3 separate regions of the Homo sapiens genome follow, and regions 1 and 3 are each linked to region 2. A link is a loop called in an ENCODE intact Hi-C map of the cell type or tissue named here. Cell type or tissue: adrenal gland. All regions are shown on one strand. Region 1 overlaps DYM (dymeclin). Region 2 overlaps CTIF (cap binding complex dependent translation initiation factor). Region 3 overlaps DYM (dymeclin).

What was found. Hi-C counts contacts between places; a loop is a spot of excess contacts. Peaks named below come from ENCODE experiments on the same cell type or tissue, not always from the same donor. Only the 100,000 strongest peaks of a DNase experiment are listed, where the experiment ranks them.
Region 1: a loop joins it to region 2, with 2.9 times the contacts of the local background. A loop is called at or near these places in 60 of 110 quality-filtered maps.
Region 3: a loop joins it to region 2, with 3 times the contacts of the local background. A loop is called at or near these places in 70 of 110 quality-filtered maps.

The regions. Positions count from the first base shown.
Region 1 is chr18:49,038,555-49,046,554 of GRCh38, forward strand. DYM (dymeclin) reads right to left here. Exons shown (of 18, transcript NM_001353214.3): 18 at 1-5,650. The coding sequence ends at 5,501. DYM-AS1 (DYM antisense RNA 1) reads left to right here. Exons shown (of 5, transcript NR_148999.1): 4 at 1,446-1,515. Among named protein-coding and RNA genes, the nearest start is that of MIR4744, 7.2 kb to the right of the region's middle. RefSeq lists enhancers at 5,837-6,802, 6,803-7,767. In adrenal gland, a CTCF peak has its summit at 3,567 (motif pointing left); DNase peaks (open chromatin) are centred at 3,607, 6,367, 7,097 and 7,287.
Region 2 is chr18:48,671,331-48,679,330 of GRCh38, forward strand. All of the region lies in intron 6 of CTIF (cap binding complex dependent translation initiation factor), which reads left to right. LOC105372107 (a long non-coding RNA gene) reads right to left here. Exons shown (of 4, transcript XR_007066460.1): 4 at 2,195-2,346. Among named protein-coding and RNA genes, the nearest start is that of MIR4743, 4.7 kb to the left of the region's middle. RefSeq lists enhancers at 3,815-3,994, 4,468-5,092, 5,729-5,798, 5,819-5,878. In adrenal gland, CTCF peaks have their summits at 4,089 (motif pointing right), 4,291, 5,623 (motif pointing right) and 5,834; DNase peaks (open chromatin) are centred at 4,171, 5,343 and 5,701; H3K27ac peaks cover 2,184 bases.
Region 3 is chr18:49,411,235-49,419,234 of GRCh38, forward strand. All of the region lies in intron 2 of DYM (dymeclin), which reads right to left. Among named protein-coding and RNA genes, the nearest start is that of DYM, 45 kb to the right of the region's middle. In adrenal gland, a CTCF peak has its summit at 4,333 (motif pointing left); no DNase peak of the experiment used is centred here.

The DNA of each region.
Region 1 (8,000 bases), 370 kb after region 2:
AAATGTCTCTTGTAAATAGCATATGGTTTAAAACAAGGCTGACAATATTTGTCAACATTTGAGCATTAGTCCATTTACATTTAGTGTAATAATGGATTTATCACAAATATCTTGCTTTCTATTTGTTCCACCTGTTCTGCTTTTTCTTCTTTCTTAGACTCTTTTGCAATTCTTAAATCTTCCACTGAATTGATTATTCGAATTCTCTCTTATTATGTGGAAAGCTATACACTTTTATTGATATCTCAAATATTATCATGCATACATGAGTTATCAAAGACTAATATTAAATGAATTTTTACTCTCTTCTTGGATGATGCCAAGTGTCTTAGAACACTTAAAATTCCCACATAAATCCTTTCATTTTCATACATTTTATTTCTCTATATATTTAAAACTCCATAAGACATAATTATTGTTTTATGTAGTCAATATTTATGTGTCATTTTCATTGCTCTTCAATCTTTCCTAGGGCTCTGTCCTTACGTTTGGGATTATTTTCCTTCTGCCTGTAAAACACCTTTTAAATTTTCCTTTAGGGTAGGCGTGCTGATTAATTCTTCTAGCTGTTTCTCTAAAAATGTCTTCATATCCTCTTCATTTTTGCAGGATATTTTCCCTGATTAGAAATTTTTAGGTTGGCAGTCATTTTCTTTCAGAACCATAAAAGGCAGTATTTCACTGTCTTCCATTGTTTCTGCTGAGAAGGAGCTGTCAGTCTAATATTATTGCTCCTTTAATGGTTATATTCCCTCTCCCACCCCAGCAGGTCTAAAATATTATTTTTCTTTGGTCTTCAACAGTTTTACTATGATGTTTCTAGGTGTGGGTTGTTTTTATTTATCCCACTTGGAGTTTGTGGGAGGGATTCTTGAATTTTTGGTGTGATATCTTTCATGAGTTTTGGAAAAGTTCTCAGCCATTTGTTTAAATATTCCTTTCTTCTACTCTTTTGAGATGCCAACTACCCTGCATGTCTGAGCAGGTCAGACATGCTCACTGTACCCTTTAAGTCTCTTACCCTCTATTCTCCATGTTCTGTTTTTTTTACTATATAATTCCTGCTCCCACCCCTCACCCTCAATTTTTCATCTTACTCATTCTCTTTTCAGTTATTTCTAATCTGCTCTTAAACCTGTTCACTGTTCTTCTCATTACAGTACTTTAGTTATAGAATTTCCAATGCGCCTTTTACAGTTTCTAACTCTCTGTTGAAATTCTTGACCATGCGTCTCATTTTTTTGAACACAGTAACCATAGCTGTTTTAAATTCTGCGACAACTTTATCTGGAGTCTGTTTGGATATTTCTATTGTCTGTGTTTTCCTCTAATGGTTTTAATTCAAGTAATTAATGTTGTCTGGTCTTCTCCCATACCTGGGTATTTCTGATTGCAACACTGCAGAAATAATTTGAGGCCTTGGGTTATGTTTACTTCCTCCACAGAATTTGCCATTTGCTTCAATTGGGCACCTGAAGGCATCAGTAATCTGGTTTCACCTCGGACCACATTCAGGTACTGAGGTGGTTTAGAAGTTGAACTGCACTACCCATGAGGGATAGTCCAATGACAGTAATGGAGGACCAACCCTCAAGCTAAGGACAACTTGGAAATCTGGTAAAAATATTTTTAAAATTTGCTTGAAGGACCCCAGAGTCAACAAGATAGTTAAGTATTACTTGTCCAGTTCTATGGGGCTGCTTTTCCTCTGGGGGATTTTGCTAATGCCAGAGGCTGTGTCTGAGTAGCTGACATTTAGACAGCCTTGTGAAGTTAGATTAGGGGTTGAGTATGACCTGGCCAAGGGTCTTGGGGCTACTGGTGAGTCTCCCTTGCTTTGAGTGGGAACTCTGAATAGCTATACGCTAATGAGATTAAATTTTATGCTTTAATTCATACAAAATAAATATGCATTATTTGCTGTGGATTGTGTGTTATAATCTACTTCTCAGTTCTTCATATGCATAGCTAGCTTAGCTCTTCATCACTGAATAGAAACTGACCTCTTTGACTCCAGGAGGTGATGTAGGACACTGGAATTGTTCTGAATTTGGAGTCAGAAGGCCTAATAATCAGTCCCTAAAATCAAGTGGCAACTACTGATATTGCAGGATAGTGCCTAGGAAAGAATTAAGAGACCCAAAGGGTTGACCTTGCAGAGACTCCAGCCTATGAAGTATCAGCAAGTGCCAAAAATTTATGGCTCTGCAAAAAAGCACAGGGTGACTCAATTATGCAGAGAGCTCTACCACCCAATGCAAAACCCTGGCTCCCGGAATCTAAAGGACGAAATGTTGCTTAAAGTATGATATATTAACAATTCCAGTGCTTAAAAGTTTCCCTCACTAAATATTTCTCTTGGATGTACCTTAGCAAGCTCTTAGGAAGTTGCTGAGTGTTCTGATGCTGGTCCTGTGTCCTTTCCACTTTCTATCGTCTACTTCCCAGCTCCTGTGCTTTCCTTCCAGAGAGAACTGTGTGTGCAGTGTACTTTCTATGCTTCACCTTCAGGGACCTTCTCTTCTTTCCTTTCTCTGTCTTTGTCCTTGAGCTGTGTTGTCTGCACTGCTGAATGGTGGCAGTCCTGCTGCAAGGTTGTTGTTCATAGATTGTATGACACCAGCCTCAACGGGTGACTGTGGGAACTAGAGTTAGAAATCTGAAGCTCTTCTGCAAAGTGCCTTGAACTCTTGATAGGGAAGATGCTATTGAAAGGGACAAATTCTTTTAAAAGTAAATATTGTGGCAGAAGTCTTTGTTGATAAAATGACACAATGCAGTAACAGCTTCAGATCTGGGGTAAAATCAGATGCCAATTTCCATCTGAACACACGATGATCCTGTGTTGCATCATTACACATTTTTACTTCGTGTAAAAATTTCTAAGCAAACTAATACTCAAAATTAATGCAAGTATAATGAAAGTTTATCATTCAGATTTATTGCCATATAATAAATCTTTCACAAAAATCAGGAAGAAGCCTCTGGTGACTTTGCAGAGCTGAGGCAGTGATGCACGTGGTGGGGCCTCCCTCCTGAGCGGGAACCAGGACTGGGAGCATCACTTGCAGGCCTCCATGGAGGCTGCTGCCCCAGCTGAGCTGTTAGCTAGTGAGTGCTTCTACTGTGTGATGAATGAGAAAAGGGAAAGAGGGGAGGGCAATCAGGGTTCTGGGGGCACCTCAGTGAGCCCAGAGGCCTGGAGGAGAGGCTGTATGATTCCCCAGTCAGGCCTTCCTTGGGAGTGTGCCCTCTGTCAAGATGACTGGGTTTTTGAAGGGCCTCATTTCCTCACACAACAAGCACTGACAGTCCTGCAGCCCAGGGACTGTCCTGTGGCACTGCCCAGCCCTCAGACTCAGAGGACAGTTCTGTGGTCCTGCCAGAAGCTCAGCTGTTCCACATGACCCTTAAACATTTAAACAATTTTTTGGTTTAAAGGAAAAGGAAGCCAATCAAAATGCTTTGGAAACAAATTAAAGTTGCAAATTATTTCCCCACATAGTAAATACATATCCTTGCTACCTGAAATGATAATCATCACTCCCCCTGCTGGCTGAGAGCGCTTCTCCTCCTTCAGACTGGCTCTGCCACAAAGCTAAGTATTAGTAGAAGTTGTTGCCAAGCCTCACCTCTAGCCTGTACATGGGCTCTGAGGTGAACACAGGAGTCAGAGTCCCCACTCCAGCAGTGACTGGAGGAGGCCTGACAGAACAAGCCCCTTGGGGACAGGAGGCAAGCTGCACTCACCTCTGGGACCCCACCCGGGATGGGCGCTCCACGAGTCCCTTGGCCTTAGGGAACCTCTGTTTCATTCCATCCAGACGAGGATAGGGAAGCTTCCTGCCCTACCTCGACAGCCTCTAAGAGCACAGCTTGGCCAGGCCTTCCCGTGTGGAGCCCACACAGTGGTGCACTGAGAGGCTGCCAGTGTTTTGACCTTTTACAGAGCTTGGGGTGACTGAGAATGGTTCCTCCGAGGCCCTCGGAAGATTTGATGGACTCAAATAACACGGGCCTGCAGCCCTGGGACACAGGACAGGAGAAGCCAGCCCTGACACAGATGAGCTGGCAGTGGATTCGAACAGTGTGCTCAGTCTCGTCTGGGCTTTTGTGCTTTCTATGTTGAAGACCAAATACTTTTTCTTTGAGAATGAAACTAGGCTCCTTATCTAGACTGTGAAGGGGCCCGTGAGGACACAGAGTGTGACTGGAAAGGAAGGTCCCAACTGGCCCTCAATGTGGCCCCAGTGGCTGTTTCCCTGCAAGAAGCTCCTTCCTCCAGCTCAGGCACCAACACACGGATCACACCGGCCCAGAAACAAAGAGCAAAACATGCTTTTCATCCCACGTGGAATACAGTATGAACAAATTACTCTCCTTTTTCTATTAGTGTGGGTGAAGGAAAAAGACTGTTTTCAAATGAAGCTTTTCTTTTTCCCAATGATTAATACAGAGTAGATTAACTTAATTTGTGCTAGACTCCAATTTAATTCCAGCAACAGTTCACAGGCCATATTCACAGAAAAGTTAATCTGGGCTTCATGAGAAGTAGCCATTTTCTTTTTCTTTTCTTTCTTTTTTTTTTTTTGCGAGACAGGGTCTCACTTTGTGGCTCAGGCTGGAGTGTACTGGCACGTTCTTAGCTCACTGCAGCCTTGAACTCCTGGGCTCAGGCAATCCTCCTACCTTAGCCTCCTGAGTAGCTAGGACTACAGGAATGTGCCATCATGCCTGGCTAATTTTTAAGTTTTTTGTAGAGATGGGATCTCACTATGTTGCCCAAGCTGGTTTCAGATTCCTGTGCTCAAGGGATTCTGCTAACTTGGCTCCCCAAAGTGCTGGGATTACAAATGTGAGCCACTGTATCTGGCCCATATTCTTTTTTAAGAAAAGATGCAGAGGTGTTAAATATTAATATCAAATTGTCCAGGCATGGTGTTTATGAAATTGTGTGCCCTCTGACAGGCAACCAAACACACACGACTTCATTTCTTTATTAATTCCTGCCTCATCATCTTTTCTCATTGATGCTCCTTAATGTCAAAGGAATCTCTCTCTCTCACACACACATAAGACCAAAACAAATATCTTGAACATGCAAAAAAATAGTCTACGCTTTTGAATAGTGTGCACTGTTGAATAGTGTGCACTGTTGGATAGTGTGCACTGTTGAAGTGTGATGTGCCTAAGGCAACAGGATCTTGGGAAAGCTCTAGATTTTTGGCTTCGAAATAAAACTGCATGTTGAATAGCAGGTTTTTACATTTATTATTGTTGTGTATTTCCTCCCCTTTTTGCAATACTATCTACGCTGAGTTATCTATTGCCAACTAGCACCAATTCTCCAAATCAAAGTGTGTGAGGAAAACACACTCGTGCAATCCTCTTTAACAGAAGATACACCAAGTAACCTGTCTGTCTACTTCTGTTACCCAGAAATAAAAGAACTTGAAGGGCTGCTTGGCTGGAGGGGTCCGGGTGGGAGAGCATCCTGCCCTCAGTCGGAATCCATGGTGAACAGCTGGATGTCCTGTGGATTCCAGTACAGGCCGACTGCTGAGTTGTAGACAAGAGACCAGACATAGGGGATAAAAAACTCCTCGGGCTGCTCCTCTTCCACATATTTGAATTTCAATTCTGGAAATTTCTGCAATGAAAATAAGATGATTTTATAATCCCACAGTTCCATGCACAAGCAAAAGTGGTGAGAGTTTGCAGGTGGTGCTGTGGTGTGCGGGGAGCCCACCCACCCCTGCCAACTGGTCACAGGGCATGAAAGCTCTGGGGCTTTAAAATATTTCAGCTATCAAATGGCTCCTGAGAAAATGTGAATTACCGATGGAGAGAGCAAGTAACACAATGGGTCCTGGTTGGCTAATGTCAGTTTGGCTGATAGTTCCCTGCTAGGGACCCCAACAGTGGTTAAGGTATGATGAGAAATATCCTAGCTGAGACATGGACCCTGCCTGGGAGGCAGACAAGGCTCAGGCTGATATTCCCCAGAGTGCAATGCTAGGGACTGGCTTTTGAGAGGCACTGTCCTCAGGGTTCCACCATTCTGGAGGTGAGGACCTTCCCCTTCACAATCCTGAGCCCTGACCTGAAGGGGTAGGCATGTGCCACCGGTGGAGGGGGGCTACTCTGGAGGAGCGGGGGTCTGGGGTGGCCAGCTTTCTTGGCCATAGCTTGGCCTCAGTCTCTTCCTCCCTGGAGGCAGGAGCAATGGCTTTGGCTTTGCGGAGAGGGAGCCCGAGGCTGCTCCTCATGGAGTCTGGGAAAAGGCCTAGGCCTGGCTCTACAAACACATCGCAGGTGCCCTGGTCTGCAAACTCCAGTCCTCTGTTATGTAAGGAGTCGTGCAGCTCAGTGGCCTAAGGCAGCACTTGCGTTTTAGCACATCACTGGGATTTGGGCTTTTGATTTTCTACTTTTATTCCTGGCCTATTTATTCCAGCCAGGGCAGAGGAAGTGATTCCACTTTCAGCAGCTTGAGGAGTGGCTAGAGTCTACCCAAGGCCCCTGGGCCTCTCCTTTGCCAAGGCGTCGCTGGCAGGAGTGGCTGCAGCTTGGTGACCCTTGTCCCAGGTTGGGTGGGGAGAGAGGGGACAGGGTCCTGGGAGGAGGAGGACGGTGGAAGGCTGAGGAAGAGGGGGCTGAAAGAGAGGAAACCACACACTTCCCCACATGCATCCACAGCCACACTTATTATACTATACTGGAAGACATGGCCCATAGGGCAGAGAGGTTTTTATCTGTTTTGTCAGGTGCTGCATCCCCAAGGATATTAGCCAGGCACTTAATAAACTGATGAGTGAATGAATCAATGAAGCAATCAACCAAGTATTGAGGGCCAACTATGTCCCAGACACACTGTAGATGCTTTGTATGTATTATCTAATTTAGTCCTTCTTATGGGAGTCCATTCATTTGTTCATTCACTCATTCTTCATTCTACTGACTATCTGCTGGCAGGTGCCAGGCAGGCACTGTGTGGGCCAGGGCCTAGAGATACGGGGGTGCGGCAGCCAAACCCAGCTCCTGTTCTCATGGAAGGTAAATCTTCATGGAGGAGAGAGACAGAAACAGCAGCAGCAGCAACAAAAAACCAATAATAACAGGGCAGCAAGGCAGGGAAGGACAAGGAGCCAGAAGGGAGGAGGTGGCAGCCAGACGAAGGGGAGGTGAGCTCCCCTGGAGGGCCCCGCACAGGAAAGGCCTGGGTGTGAGGCTGGAGGCTAAGGAGGGGGTGGGGGAAGAGCACACACCGGGGAGCAGAGGCCAGACTGGGGAGCTGCACATAAGGTCCCGGAAGCCTCTGAAGGGCCTGAAGGCTAAGGCATGAGAATGGCACTGTGCAGTGGCTGCTCCCATCACAGCGGGGAGAACTGGAGGGCACAGTGCAGCAGGCAGAGGCAGGAGCCTAGTCCAGGGAAGGGGGAAACAGGCCTGAACTAGGATGATGCTAGCTGGGTGGATTTAAAAGATATTTAGGAAAGGGGAGGAGCAGGTAGAGGAGCTGCATGCGCGCACACACACACACACACCCACACCCACATCCCCAAATACACACCACTCACATAGACACACACACAGACACACCGAGGCACGCACACACAGATAAAACACACAGACACGCACACATAGACACACACACCACAGACTCACACACATAACACAAACACAACACAAACATCCATACCCACAACATATACACAGACACAGACAACACACCCAGACATGCGCGCGCACACACACACACACACCAGACACACACAATACACACACACCCAGACATGCACATACAGACAACACAGACATGCACACACACACACACCACAGACAAAACACACAAGACACATACACACACAATACATACAAAACAGATACCCACACACTCACATGCAGACACACCCACACACACACAGACACACACACAGACATACACAGACATGCACATACAGACACACACACACCAGACACACAGACACAACACACAC
Region 2 (8,000 bases):
CTCTCAGGAGTGTGACTGGGCCTGCTGCAGGGGTGTAAAAGCAGTGGACCTTCCACAGTGACTGAGTCTGCCGCTGCCAGTGACCATGACCTACCACCACACTCCACTGTGCCACCCTTCCCTTCTCTCCTGATTCTTCTCCTGCTATTTTATCTATATCCATTCATCTCTTCCTGGTGCCTTTGCCATTTTGTTTCTTCTCTGTTCATGCCTTGGGCCTATCAATGAGAGACAATAGAGCATACAGTTAAGACCTCATCTATTTGATTATGATGTGCCTTGGTGTGGTGGTTTTCTTCATGTTTCTCCCACTTGGGATTTATTGAGTTTCTTGGATCTGTAGGTTTATAGTTTCATCAAATTTGGAAAATTTTCAGCCACGATTCCTCCTACTTTCCCTCAACCCTGGGGTTCCAATTGTATGTATTCTATGCTTCTTCATCTTTTCCCATGGCTCACCAAAGCTCTGCCTGATTTTTTAAAGTCTTTCTTTACTCTCTGTGTTTCATTTTGGATAGCTTTTATTGCTATTTCTTCAAGTTCACTAATATTTTATTCCAGTGTCAAATCTACTGTTAATCCCATTCAGTATATTTTTCATTTCAGACATTGTAGTTTTTATCTCTCGAAGGTCATTGTGGGCTTTTTTAATAAGCCACTGTGTCCAGCTAGAATCTGCATTTTTAAAGCATTGTAGGAAATTCTGATTATCAGCAAGAGTTGAAAACTTAAAGTCCTGGCTGATAATGCTCCTGGCTTGACTGCTCCTTGGAGTATCTACAATTCACATGGGTACCCTTAGGACAAGGTAGACAGGCTTCTTGATCCCCAAACACAGACTTTTGGTGTTTGAGGAATTTGCGGTCCTGTGAGAGCACAATGGGATGACTTATCTGAGTTTTCCTAGTGTTCTTCAAAGCCCCTCATAAATAGGGCTGGCTGGTTCACTCGTCTGGCCTTGGGTCCTGAGGGTCAGCTGGCCTAGCTATTAGCATATGTGGTGGGGACAACTCTTAATAGTATGGACGTGTCCAATGCAATGTGGGATATTTAGGACTCCTGGCCTCTGCCACTGAATGGCCGTCACTGGAGAGGGGCAGGCATAGTGACCACCAAAAACATCCTCCTACTTCCAGATTCACCTAGGAGATATTGTGCATCCAGCTGAAGGCCCCCAAATGGGAGGGAAAGCCCACCTCTAGCCTGAGGACCTCCAGCCCTCCTATGGGAGTCTTGAGCCTGTACATAGATAAGCGGGCTTCCTAGAGACTTTCTTAGACAAAAATCAGGGCTGGCCTCCCCTCCCTACCTGGAGGCAAGAAGGAAAGAGGGTGACAAAGGGAGGTTGGCCTCAAGCCCATTGCCTACCTGCCCTCCACTTCTGCACCCCAGAAGAAGAGGGGCATAAAGATCCTACCAGCTGTGTCCCCAGCATGTTCTCAACCCACAGAGGCCCAGACCCCCATCTCCGGCCCCTTCTGTCCCTGTTCGGACTCCTTAGCAGGCAGGAGGCTTTGTGATGTTCTCAGCACCCTTGCCCAGCCTCTGTCCTGGGCTCCCCCTGCCATCCTGTGGCCCTGTCAGTCCCTCCCCTGATCTGTTCTGATCTTCCATCTCTCCTTGCTTTCTCACCAGCAGGCGGTTCCCTCTGCCTAAAATCTCACTCAGCCCTTCTCTGCCTGTCCTTTTTCTGGCTCAGGATACCTCCCCTGATCCCTCTCAGATGCACAGGATGGAGTCCAGCATCCACCTGCCATTTCCCCAGAGCCCCTGCCCCCATCTCTGTGGCATGGCTCCCACCACGTCGCACCTGCTTACATAACTGCCAGACTCCCTTCCTGGACTCTGGGCTGCCTGAGGGCTGGGCCATTTCCTTCAGCCTCATAACCCCAGCACCAGGTGCTCTAGAGTGAGTGCTGCTGAAGAACCTCCTTTCTAGATGTGCTGTTGTGTTGTCTAGAGTGTACAAGAAAGGCAGGATTTGTGTCTGTCTTGACACTCAGTCGTCCCTCTGTCTCTGAGTTTCTCCCACCACTTCCCAGCAGAAATTCAGCATGAACCTGGTTATGCTCTTCTCGGTGTGATTTCTGAGACACATTTGTTGTTGTTGTTGTTAAAGAAAACAGGATTTTTCCATCGTCTCCTGTATTAGGACACTATAGGCCATGGCATAATACTAAACAAACCCCACATCTCAGTGGAATCACACACAGAATTTTATTTCTAACTTTCTGAAATTCTGCTGAGGGTCCAGCTGGTCTCCAGGGTAGCTCCTTGGGGACTCCAGGGTCCAGGTGGATTGCGTTCTGTGGCCCTGCCATCTCAATCCATGGTATCCAAGTGGCCCTGGCACAGGCAAAGAGAGCTGGAGGGTCGTGTTCTAGGTCAAGCTTGGCCAACCTGTGGCCCAGGATGGCTTTGAATATGGCCCAAAACAAATTTTTAAACTTTCTTAAAACATTATGAGGTATTTTACAATTTTTTGTTTTAGCTCATCAGCTATCATTAGTGTATTTTATGTGTGGCCCAAGACAGTTGTTTCGGTGTGGCCCAGGGAAGCCAAAAGATTGGACACCCCTGCTGTATGTCTTAAATGCTTTGGCCCAGAAATATCAGCTCCACTCAGAGCCCATTGGACAGAACTAGTCACATGCCCCCGCCCCAACTGCAAGGGCTGACACTTCTGCAGGGGAGCGGGAAGAAGGGGAGCACATGGCTGTTCTGTAAGCCTCAAGTGCCTCTGCCAAATCTTCCTCTTTCCTTCACTTGCTCACTTAACTCATCTTCATGGACAAGTGCTCTGCCCTAGCCTTTTAGAGAGAGAGAATTGATCACATAAGATACAGTTCCCCACGAGAGGCACAGCCTAGTAGAGGAAATGAGACATGCACAGATTACCACATGCATTCAAAGCTGCAAATGCCCGAGCAAGTGCTGGTGCCTTGCCCAGGTCACAGTCCCTGAAGGGCAAAGTCTGGGTCCTCTCCCAGTACACCCCACCTTCCTCCCCTGTGCTGCTGCAGCTCCTGCAGTCTGGGGCGTGAATGTGTGGCTGAGTACAAAGCAGAGGGCGCCATGGGCCCCCACACTGAATGCCTGTTGATCTCCTGGGAGCCCTAGCTTATCTCTCAGTGGGTTACACACAGAGCGCATGCCACAATGAGTGGTTTTAGGAGGTGATGCCTCCACTGGGGGTCAGATGCTGACACCTAGGCGTCTGGCCAAGCTCCTCTCCAGCCAAAGCCAAGGCCCCTATTCCTGGTGACTCCATCTGGCTGTGTTTCCACAACTGGCAATGAATCCAGGGGTGAGTCTCACTGCAGTGCTGACCTCAGGAACTTCATCTCTGGAGCTGCTGGACTCAGGCTCTTGGAGCCCCCACAAGGATGTGGGGCAACAGGGTAGACAGTAGGTGTCTGTGTCCAGGGCTCACCCTATACCTCTGTGAACCCCTGCTGCCAGGAATAGTTCTGCACTCTGAAAAGGCATTTAGTGAGCTAGTTAAGTAAAGGGTCTGTTGGTGGTGTTAACTGTCCCCAAGGTCTTCCTTCCCACACTGGTGGCTGGAGGGAAAGGAGCAGGTACGCTGGGATAGGAGCTAGCCAATAGCCAGGTTTTATGGCATCCACACCGAGGCATGACATGCCATACAATGGCAGCCTCAGGCCAGTTGAGACTGACATTGCTCTCTAAGAACACTGATGGGGTGGTGGGGGGTCGGCGGGGGTGGAGTGGGTGGGAGATGGGGGGCAGCAGAAGGCTCTGAGTACAGGGCCATGGATTCAGGGTTCAATCATGGTTCTCAGTGTTGAAGCCATAGGGCAGGCAGACACTGAGACACACACTTGGGCTCAGACTGCAGTTCTAGGGGACCCCCAAATTCCATCCACAAGGCTGGTGTCCTGGTAGCATTTTTGGCATCTCTATCACAGGAGTGGAGGGGTTGGCCAGGCTACCACTCTGTCAGTGTTGTGGGCAGCCCAGGCCCATCATTAACAGTCCTGCTCTGAGTGTGGCCCCAGTGTTGAGGACTGCTGGAGTGGAGGCCTCGCCAGGATCGGTGGCTGTATGGTGGTGTGCTCCCACTAGAGGGCACCAGCGCACCACTCTGCAGGCTCCAGCCTGGTGCTTGCTGTGGGAAGTCCCCTGGTCCCAGCGCCAGCAGCCAAAGGCGTCTTCACCGGCCATGCCTCCTGGTCAGCGCTGCACATGCACACTGTCCTGAAAATGACCCCACTCAATGCCCAGGCCCTTCCTCCCTGCAGCAAGTGGGAGGATGGCGAGGTGCAAGAGGCAGCCACACTAAGGTGTAGGGAAGCTCCTGTTGGGCCACATGTCCCCTGCTAGGCCAAGGCATGACACTCCTCCAGAGGGCCCGCCCCTCCCTGGGACCCCTGGGAACACACTGCTTCCAGGAGGGCAGCAGCACGGGGCTGCAGGGGAACACCCACTGGGGTGGGGCTGGGGGAGTTACAAAGTGTTGGCTTCCGCCCTTGGAAGGATGGGGGCTGGCTAAGTGGGGAGATGGAGCCGCATAATCTGTAATCCATAGTCTAAGCCGAGTTAATTTACTAAGTTCTGAATTAACTTGACTAAGTTCCAAGTTAACTTGACCAAGTTCCATGTGAAGGCAAGGGATGAAATCCGAATTGCATATCCTTCACCTCATCTCTGGTCTGAGACCACCCCCCGGCACCCCCTCCCCCAGGACCCCTTTACTCTGAGGTGTGACTTGGGGAGCAATTTCTCCATGTGTGTGAAGTCGGCGCGACCAGTGTGAGAAAGACGGTCTAACGGGCATGTTGTCCCTGTGCCCTAGATGGCCCCTAGGTGAGCATTAGATTTCCTCAGGTTCCCGGGCACAGGGCCCTCGGCGCCCTGCGGAAATGCCACCTCCTTATATCACACAGTGGCCTGGTGCTTTTGTGTCATATACAATACCCCATTGAAAGACGTTGTTTGTTGAATTATCCAGTGTCCTGCCCAGGGCTTTCTATCAGGACGTATTTTGGTCATTATCCTTGAATTCTCCCAGACAAACATTATGTCTGCTGTCTTTGGTCTGACAGTAGGAACTACATAACCCACTGACTTCTCGTTTTGCCTTTCTCTTAGGAAATTTTGAAACCAAATTCTGTGTCTGTTGGCCGTTAATCATTAGATGGCTCAGACCTAGCAGGGCCGGCTCCCCTGCCCCCACATTGCTGGCCTTGTCCAGAGCGTGTGACTCAGGAGCCCTTTGCTGTGAAAGGGGCTTAGTGCCCACACAACAGTGGACGCCACCCGGTCAAGTGGGATTTCTGGCCTTAGGGATGTGCCCAAAGCATTCCCCATTGAGGGTCCCCAGAAGGCTCAGGGGACGGAAAGTGGCTTTCTGGCCTCCTGAGCCTGTGTCCAAGTCCAGCCTTCACACGGGAGATGGCTAAAGGAAGGGACAGTTCCTTCCTCGTTCTTCTGCTTGGCCCTGGATGATAACAGAGAGATCCTCCCCACTACCTCTCTAAAGAATCCGAGGGACAAATGAGCTTTCAAAATGAAAATCATGGCTCCATGAAATGACACTCAGGTGTCCCTCACTCCTGGAGGAGTGAAAATGGTGGCCGATAAGGAATGGCCTGGCAGCCCCAGCAGGTGGCGCTGCTGCTATTTAGTAATGGGGGTCCTGGGCGGGAGGCCGGGGCCGCGGCTGGGGCTGCCCCACACTGGGGTTGAAGCCTCTGTAGCCGGGTTCCCAGACCTCCAGATGAGAAGGAGTAACTTTATTGTTCCCTAGGGCTGTGTTAGCTGTTGCCAAGTCTTCTGGAAACTTCTAGGACATGCTAACTCACAGGCGTGAGGATTAGTAAAGTGCCCCGAGACACCCAGGAGCAGAGTCCTGAAAACCATGCCCCACCTCGCCTCCCCAGGCCCTGTGCACCGGCGACTGTTGCTCCATGTCACCCGTGGTCCCACGGAGGTGAGGTCTGACCTTATTCACCCAGGCCAACATTACGGATCAGGCATCTCTCTGTGTCCCAGGCATTGTCTTATAGCCATTATGGACTGAGTTTAAGTGCAGGGGCTGGTACCTGTCCCATAGACGGGGACATGGTATTCTCCTAATGTCCCCTTAGTGAGAATTCAACAAGGAGCGTAATGCACCAACAGTAACACTAGCGAACATTCACAGAGTGCTTTCCGTGTTCCAGGAACTGAGAAGGTCCTTGCTTTTTCTAATCTTACCCTCACGTTGTCCCATGGAGCACGTACTGTTATTGACCTCACTTTACAGACCGATGTCTTTGGTCGGATGTAACCTTCTCAGTAAGGGCTTGTGAACACTCCATATGCCTCCTCATCACTCAAGAATCGTCACTCGATTCTTCCCTGCAGCGCCTGTCGCATGTTTGCTTTATTTCTTTTGCGTCTGTATTCTCCCAGTGGAGTGTACGTTCCCCTGGGGCACATCTAGGGGCTCATTAAATATGGGTTGAGTGACTTGCTCCTGCCCCAGAGGGACTCCCACCCAGCATCTTAGTCCAGAACTTGTGCCTCCACCACAGAGGCTACCATGACTTGAGTGCTGTCTGAGCTGCGGGCTGCATATACTATCTCTGAAGTCTCACAAATACCCTGGGAAATGTTTATTCTATTATTATTTCACAGATTGGAGAACTGAGCTCAAATACCTTGCCTCAAATCACACAGCTGGGAGAAGGGGGATTGGAATCCAGGCAGCCTGACTCCTCTGGTACCTCTTTCTAAGGAGGGACGATGAGGAGGAAGAGGTGCTGGAAAAACATTTTCTAATTCCAGGAGACGGTAGTCACGTACAGCAAGTTAGGGGTGAATGTCATTTCCTTAATAAGCAAGAACAAGAAAGTGGGTATCTCTGTTTTTCTCTCTACTGCTGAAGGCAATAAAAATGGAAAGAAAAAAAGAGAAAAGCCTCTACAGACAGCTTTGAAAGAGAAATATTTTTTTCTTCTTTTTTAATCAGACAGGTTTGTAGTGGCCTTCCCCATCCCTGCTGGCCCAAGACGCTGTAGCAGCCATCAAGGAGGGGGTCTTACAAACGAGAGCCCCTTTCCCTCCCCAGCCACCTCCCCACCCCCAAGTGCTTCCTCCCTCAGGACAAAAATAGGCGCCCATACAATAAATGGGGCCAGAAGTTCTCCAATCCGTGGTTTCCTGTCTGAGACCTCCAGGTAGCAGGTCCACTGGGAAGGGGCAGCGTGCTCTGTGAGGCGAGCCTATTTTTATTTTTTGTTATTTGTGAGTCTTTTTTTTTTTTTTTTAAAGAACTGATTATTCTGGAGGTGAAGACTTTTGTTGGTGACAACTGGGAAAGTTCCTCGGGAAGAGGCCACTGTCTGCGTCTAGATGGGGTTTCCACGCGGGCCTCCTCCTGCTCACTCCATGCGGAGCAGAAGGCAGGGAGCTGGGACTGTGGGCAGCGAGTACTTTCAGGGCTGTGTGGGGCAGGCTTCAAGGGGCCTGGGCAAGTCTGCCCACCCTATAGGAACACCTCAATGATCCAGGCCACGGCTAGGATTTTAGGGATTGGCAAACTGGTCCACAGACCAAGTCCAGCTCTCCAGCCTGTTTTTGCAAATAAAGTTTTATCAAAACGCAGCCACACCCATTCACTTGCTTCCTGTCTGTGACTGCATTTGTGCCACAGCCACTTGCTGTGTGGACCCTATCGCCGGCAAAGCCTAAAATATTGACTCTCTGGCTTTTTACAGAAAAAGTTTGCCAAACACTGATCTAGAATATAAACAGAACAAAAAAGGAAACCTCTGAGAGTTAAAACAGGTGGCAGAAATCCTAAAGCTCACTCACTAGTCATCCAAGAGCCCTTCTGCTTTGCACACAGAACATTGTGTAATTCACCCAAAATAATTTTCTTCCAGCTTCCATTTCTTCTGCTGTAAAGTTGGGGGTCATATACCTGTTCAACTTACGTTGCAAAGCTGTGCTAAGAGTCAAAATACAATAAACCAGTTCATATAATGACA
Region 3 (8,000 bases), 740 kb after region 2:
TCCAGCAACTAGTTGGAATTTCTATATATTCCTAAAAGAAGTTGTGTCACACATAAATTATTATAAAAAGTATATCTACATTATAATTCCAATCATGCAAAAATTATGTGAATTATAAAGAATTGGAAGAAAACAAAATTTTAAATCTAATAAGGAAAATGGTAAGATGATAGACGACTTTCTTGTAACTGCTATGAAATCATAAACTATAGTGTGGTCGGGAAGCTAAAATTTTAAATTAAGTATTCCCTACTTCACAGTTTTCTGTAATTTAGACTGGTTTTATTTTACTTTTAGGCACACCGTTCTCATATATGAATCTCAATAATGAAAAGTGAGAAATTAATAGCTCAAATATTTTTAAGAAAAGCAGATAGGCAAAAAAATTGTTGGGGGAGAAGTTATAACAGACCTCTGAACACAGGTTTGCTGAACAATCAAACTGTAAGTTTCATAACATAAACACTGAAAATCCTTAGTCCCTTCAGCTGAAAGTTCCGCCATAAAATTCTTTCAAAACTGACATTTTATATTAATGATGTCAATTTCAGCCAACAACATACAAATTCTGATAAATATATAATGTTAGTCAAAGATATAACCTGAAAAAATCAACAAGTAACGATTCAGGAAAGGACAGAAGCACTTCTGAAGACATTTTCCCCCTTACCTTAGCAAAGAGAATTACAGAAATCATTCACAAAACTAACAAGAATCAGCCAATTCAGTGGTTAAACTGTGGGAAGGTTAATGTTTTAAGAGGACCTATTAATAGGAAAAAGTCAAAGGACAAAAACTGCATATAAATTATAGCAATTTTTAACGCACCCATGCAGAACCAAAAAGGTGTTTACATTCATGTGATTCACAGACAATCGTATATGCTGTCATTCAACTGCCAAAATGAAAGGAAATATAACTATTAAAATGTCAAAATGTCAGCAACTACTATGCTAGATAATACGGTGTTTATTTTCCCAAGAAAGAGAAAAACATTGACTTAAAAAAAAAAAAAAAAAAATTCCAACCAACACAGTGAGAAAGAAGAGGAATCAAGGGTGCACCTGCAGTAAAACTTACATGTCCCTTTACTTTAATGCTTTAAAGGATATATTTCCCCCATTTAAGCTTTTAGTTTAAGGGACTGATTAATCCTGGGAAAACTTAAGCATCTTCTAAAATGATTTTTGCATAGAAAGGTATAAATGAAAGAATGGGAAATAAAGGTTTTGACTCAAGATGTAAAAACTGAACTTCTTGTGGTCCCTCAATTTGAAAAATATAATAAGATGCCAAGAAAAGTCTCAAATTATTTATTCCCTGAGTAAAACAGCCTAGTACATTATTTTGGTCACCAACCAAGCAAACCTACAAAGAAAAAGTTAAAACAGAATTTAGAAGATGGTTTAGCAGCGATCCCAGGCCCACCTCTACAACAGAGCAGATTTTTCAACTTGAAAAGTTCTAATAAAATTGAACATAAAGTGTGCCAAAGAGCCTAAAAATATAGAAACAGAGACAGGCATCAAAGATTCAAAGAAGAAAGTAATTTTACAATCACTTGCTTCTGTCAGTTAAAAACGTGACCTAATTAAACAAAAGTCTCTCTTCCTGTGTGTCAACTGAGGAAACAGACTAAGAAACTTTGACAAAGGATCATTCAGGCAGCTCTGCTTAAAAAGAGAGAAGATACACTCTACTCAAGGCAAGGTGAAAATACTAAACAGATTACCCATCAGCTTGTGTGATCACTGTAAATGATGGCACTCAAGATTCCTCTGATTATGATCTGCAGCTTTGAAAAATGCTTGAAAATGTGAACATATAATCTGGTGGTTCTACTCTCAAAGATTACCATACGATTTAATGCTGCAGCTCTTTAGTACTTACATGAAACTGGGTCTCAGATTAGCCTGTGCTTCCCAAGGAGACAGTGTGGCATGATGGTCAACGGAATTCCTCTCTGGACTTAGACAAATAAACCTGGTTTAAATTAAATCTGGTCCTTACTTGCTACTCACTGTGTGGCTTTAGACAACCTTCCTAGGCCTCAGTTCTCTCACACGTGGGAATAATAGACTTGAATAACAATAACAGAACTAAAAAAATGGAGGTGTCTACAGCAATGGGTCCAGCATCTGACAAACAGTGAGCTCAATAAATAACTGGTAAAGTAACAATGATGCTTACGTTAGCGAATCCTTTTAGCAGAATTATATTATCATTATATCATTTTATCATTCTATTTTATCATTTATCTCAGTAGAATTAAATTTTTTATCATGTAAGAAAAATCCCTGAAAGAAAAGTCAAAGTGACAAGTGGAAACTAACAATGCTAAAGAGAAATGGAAGCCCTTTAAAAGGATAAGAGTACAGCAAACTGAAGTTTAGAAAACATTATATGATGTGGTATATAACTACAATGGGTAATTAGTCAGACTTAAGGAAGGAAATTACATCATGGATTATGAACTTTGAAGGCATTATACTAGGCCAGGCACAGTGGCTCAAGCCTATAATCCCAGCACTTTGGGAGGCCAAGGCAGGCAGATCACTTGAGGTCAGGAGTTCAAGACTAGCCTGGCCAACATGGTGAAACCCCGTCTCCACTAAAAAATACAAAAATTAGCGGGCATGGTGGTGCACACTTGTAATCCCAACTACTTGGGAGGCTGAGGCGGGAGGACAACTTGAACCCAGGAGGCGGAGGTTACATTGAGCCAAAATCACGCCACTGCACTCCAGCCTGGACAACAGAGAGAGACTCTGTCTCAAAAAAGAAAGAAAGAAAGAAAGAAAGCATTATGCTACATGAAATAAGCCAGTCACAAAAAGACAAATATTGTATGATTCCACTTATATGACAATACCCAGAGTAGTCAAATTCATAGAGACAGAAAGTAAAAATAGAGGTGACCAGAAACTGGAGGGAGAGGATGGGAAGTTATTGTTTAATAGGTATAGCATTTCTATCTGAGGTGATGAAAATATTCTGGAAAGGGATGGTGGGGATGGTTGCACAACCCTGTGAATGTACTTTAAACTGTACAATTAAAAATGGTTGAAAAGGTTACAAGAGTCAAGAGGACCAGACGAAAAAACAATAATTTAAAAAATGGTTGAAAAGGTAAATTTTATGTTTATTTTACCACAATAAAAAAAACATGAATAAAATCTTTCCATATTATAGGATAGTTAGTAAATTATAGCAGACTAGACTCAATTCCCAAATAGTGATAATGAAACAGGCTCATCTCTGGAATACCATACAACTTATAAGATCTTTCACACAGCCAAGTCCTTATGTTATTTGTTTCGTGTTGGCTGTTCTGCTACACGGGCCTTTTGCTGCTCTTCTAACAAGCAGAACTTACTTCCACTTCAGCCTCTTTACACTCGCTGCCCCTCTACCTGGAATACTCTCCACAAAACATGCATGGCTCACTCCCTGGCATCATAATGTCTCTGCTCAAATGCTGCTTTCCCAGAGACTCTCTGGCTAAAGAAATCTCCTAAAGCTATTGCTCTCCATCACCTCACTCCGCTTCGCTTTTCTTCCTTACACTTGACACTTCCAGAAATGACTTAACATATTTATTTGTTCACTTGTTTATCGCTCATCTCCTCTAGTAACATATAAACTGCATGAGAGCAGGGACTTTGTCACTCATGTTTTTAGTCCTTAAAAACAGTCCCTAGCAACTAGAAGACATTCCATAACTATTTTTTTAGGTATATTAATCAAAAAAATACTTCCTTTTTTTTTGATGTGGAGTTTCTTTCTGTCTCCCAGGCTGGAGTACAGTGGCATGACCTCAGCTCACTGAAACCTCTGTTTCCAGGGCTCAAGCGATTCTCCTGCTTCAACCTGAAGTCAGGAGTTTGAGACCAGCCAGGCCAACATGGCAAAACCCTGTCTCTACCAAAAATACAAAAATTAGCCGAGCATGGCACACACCTGTAGTCCCAGCTACTCAGGAGCCTGAGGCAGAAGAATTGCTTGAACCCAGGAGGTGGAGGTTGCAGTAAGCTGAGATCACACCACTGCACTACAGTCTGGGAGACAGAGTGAGACTGGGTCTCTCAAAAAAAAAAAAAAAAAAAAATTAAAAAAATTTTAAAAATGAGAGAGAATTAAAACGATATACACCATAATGTTAACAAGTTACTCTTGGTTGTTATTATTTTTATCTTTTTTTTTTTTTGCCTTCCTGGTGCTTTTCTGTATTTAAAGTATTAAAAATGAACATGCATTACTTTGGTACTTAGAAAAATTAGTTTTAAGTGACTGTGCCAAGAGCTGCCCTTTTTGCCTTATATGAGCACCATCTAGTGCTCAGTACACATAATACAATTTCTGTAACACAGTAAAGTTTTCTGAAAAGTAGCCTTTATAAAAAGTAGGGTGTGGCTGGGCATGGTGGCTCATGCCTGTAATCCCAGCACTTTTGGAGGCTGATGTGGGTGGATTGCTTGAGGCCAGGAGTTCGAGACCAGCCTGACCAACATGGTGAAACCCTGTCTCTACTAAAAATATAAAACTAGCCAGGCATGGTGGCATGTGCCTGTAATCCCAGCTACTTGGGAGGGTGAGGCAGGAGAATCACTTGAACCTGGGAGGCAGAGGCTGCAGTGAGCCAAGGTCGTGCCACTGTACTCCAGCCTGGGCAACAAGAGCGAAACTCTGACTCAAAAAAAAAAAAAAAAGGTAGATTGCTTATACACAAAGATGACTATTACTATAATCACTGTCTGGCTTAATTTTTAAAACAGCAGAACAATTAGTTCAAAAGAGGCACAGGACTTTCAATCATCAAGATAAAGCGGTCATCAGAAAATTGGTTAAATTTCTGCTGCTTATTTTCATTCCTCAAATATTTTAGACTAACTCTCAAGACAGAGTCCTAGGTCTTTGTAAACTAATAGGTAATTACTCCTTGAAAGAAGAGCAAAGTCAGACACTTTACATGCATGATAGTGTTTCATCATCCCTATGAATCTACATGGTAGGGGTTATTATTTCCATTTTACAAAAGCAACAACAGGTTCAGTGAGATTAAGCAGCTTTCCTGAATTCACAAACTAGTCAGTTGTGGAGCTCAGGCAAGGTCAGTTTGGCTCCAAAATCCATGTTCCCCCTGCCATGCTACATGGTCTCCATTCTTCACACTTCACCCAAAGTCACTGCACCTTTTAGCAAAACAATTCCTCTGGAGAAGAGTATTCAGGCTGCTGCTATACTGCTCAGAGCTGCTCTCAAATCTGGAACTCTAAGCTCATTAAGTATTAACACTCAAATCAGGTGTTAATTTAAAACAAAAGAACTTTTTAAAGATATTATTCTCTATACTGCTGTTAGCTGGTTACACACACTTACTGAGATGTAGGACTTTCCATTTCCTACACAGTAATAGAAATTCAGACCTTCAGCACATCACAGGTATATTGCTGCAGATGTCTCAGATTTTGTTTTCCTGCCCTAGTTTTTCTTCCTGCACTTTCCACCTACTCACCCTACTTAAAAAAATAATGTCTCTGAAACAATGTTTTCTCCAAATCCACTCAACAAGAGCCTACAAGGGACCCTACTTCTAATCCTCAGCTTTCTAACAAGTGTGCCAAAAATAGGTAACAGGTGGACATATTTTTATTTCCCAGTTCAGCCTTTCATAGTTAGAGCCCCTACACCCTTCAGAGCCCCAGACCACTCTAGACCCAAGCAGCCTTATCAATTTACCCTGAAGCATCATGAACTATGTTGGGAAGCAATTTCTACATTCCCAACCTATTACACTTGATTCCCATTCCTCTCAACACAAACTGGAAGCATTACTAGAAGTCATCTGGCCACGTTTCCTTTATAGTACAAGAAGTCACTTCTACCCATATGTATAAGGTGGTAGCGGTGGTGTTGGTGGTGGTGTTGTTTGAGACAGGGTCTTGTTCTGTTGCCCAGGCTGGCGAAAGCATTGGCCTGACCATAGTCACTACAACCTTGAACTCCTGGGCTCAAGGAATCCTCCTGACTCAGCCTCCCAAGTAGTTGGGACTACAAGCATAAGCCACCGAGCTCAGCTAATTTTTTTATTTTTTGTAGAGATGGGGGTCTCGCCATGTTGCCCAGGCTGGTCTCAAACTCTTAGTCTCAAAAGATCCTCCTGCCTCAGCCTCTCAAAATGCTGGGAATACAGGGATGAACCACCGTTCCCAGCTTGTATAAGGCTATTCACTGCTACATTATATGTAATAACAAAACACTGGAAGCAATCCAAATGGTAAAACCCAAATGGTAAATCCAATTAATTTTGGTATATATGCCCCCCCATTAAAAAGAGTGAGGAAGTTAATATATAGAAGGCTCTTCAAGATATAACTGATGAAAAAAAGCACAAAGTGAAAAAGTGTGTATAATATACATGCTATTATTTATCAAAAAAAGAGAAGGGATATATGTGCATATTTGTTTGCATATGCATAAAATGCAATTCTTCTATAACACCCTTTATCATATTTCACCATACTTGTTTGCTGATTTACAGATAAGATTATAAGCTCTGGCTGGGCGTGTAATCTCAGCACTTTGGGAGGCCGAGGCAAGCGAATCACCTGAGGTCGAGAGTTCAAGACCAGCCTGACCAACATGGAGAAACCCCATCTCTACCAAAAATACAAAATTAACCGGGCATGGTGGCACATGCCTGTAATCCCAGCTACTGGGGAGGCTGAGGCAGGAGAATCACTTAATCCCGGGAGGCAGAGGTTGTGGTGAGCCGAGATCATGCCATTGCACTCCAGCCTGGGCAACAAGAGTGAAACTCTGTCTGAAAAAAAAAAAAAAAAAAAGATTATAAGCCTTTAAGGACAAGAGACATCATATATCCAGCTAACTATTATAGCCTGAGAAACAAATAAATGAATAACAGTTTGATACTCAGAGATAAGTCATCTGGTCCAGCAGTTCTCAATGATAAGCATGACACACGATTATGTTCACACACACCATAGCCTCAGATGCCTATGAACCAAAAAATAATAAGTACAGGTCTGTTTTTCATTTTTGTTGCTATTATGTAGTTTAGAAACATGTATAAAATCAGTCATATAAGTAGTTTAAAATATTTAGGAAAAAAACAGTGTATATTATTAACCTTTAGTCTTTAATTATTCTTCATTTTGTTTCAGATCTTTGCTGCACAACTAATTTTAACAGGGTGAAAAAATAAAAACTATTAAATAATTTAAGAAAGATTTTAGAACCACACCTGGAAACTCTTACAAAATCTGATTACTCTGATGCTAAAAACAGTTAATAGTAAGGAAGGATTAGATTCGTCCTAAAGGCCTTATTAGTATTTCTAAAAATTGCAGCAAACATCGATTTTTGGCTACAAAAATGGACTTTACTTGAAGACGGCACATATGTATCTAACGAATTCCAAGAGTGAACAATCTCAGAATTATCTAGATTCAGAGTCTCCTCTACTGAGATTCATCTTAGCCCTGAATAATTCATGAACTAGGTAATTTTGGCCCCTGACTCTGTCAACAAGGGGGCACCTGCTACCTCAAAGCCTACTCAGTCCCAAGGTCAAATATCAAATACCATCAGTGAGGAGCAGGGCAGTGCCAAAGAGAAAGTGACAGACCAAAAGTATATGCAACACCACAAATGAAACCTCTATCATGTAAACTCACTTGTGGCGGTGGGGGTGGGAAGAAACCTTTATAAATATACTCTCACAGATTTACAATGCAGTTTATTTACTTTACAGTTTTTTCACTTTCTAAGATCCCTTTATACGTTTCTCTTAAATCACCTGGGTGATTTAAGAAAAGAGAATGGTGGCCAGGCGCAGTGGCTCACGCCTGTAATACCAGCACTTTGGGAGGTCAAGGCAGGTGGATCAGGAGGTCAGGAGTTCAAGACCAGCCTGGCCAAGATGATGAAACTCCACCTCTACTAAACTACAAAAATTAGCCAGGCGTGATGGCAGGCAC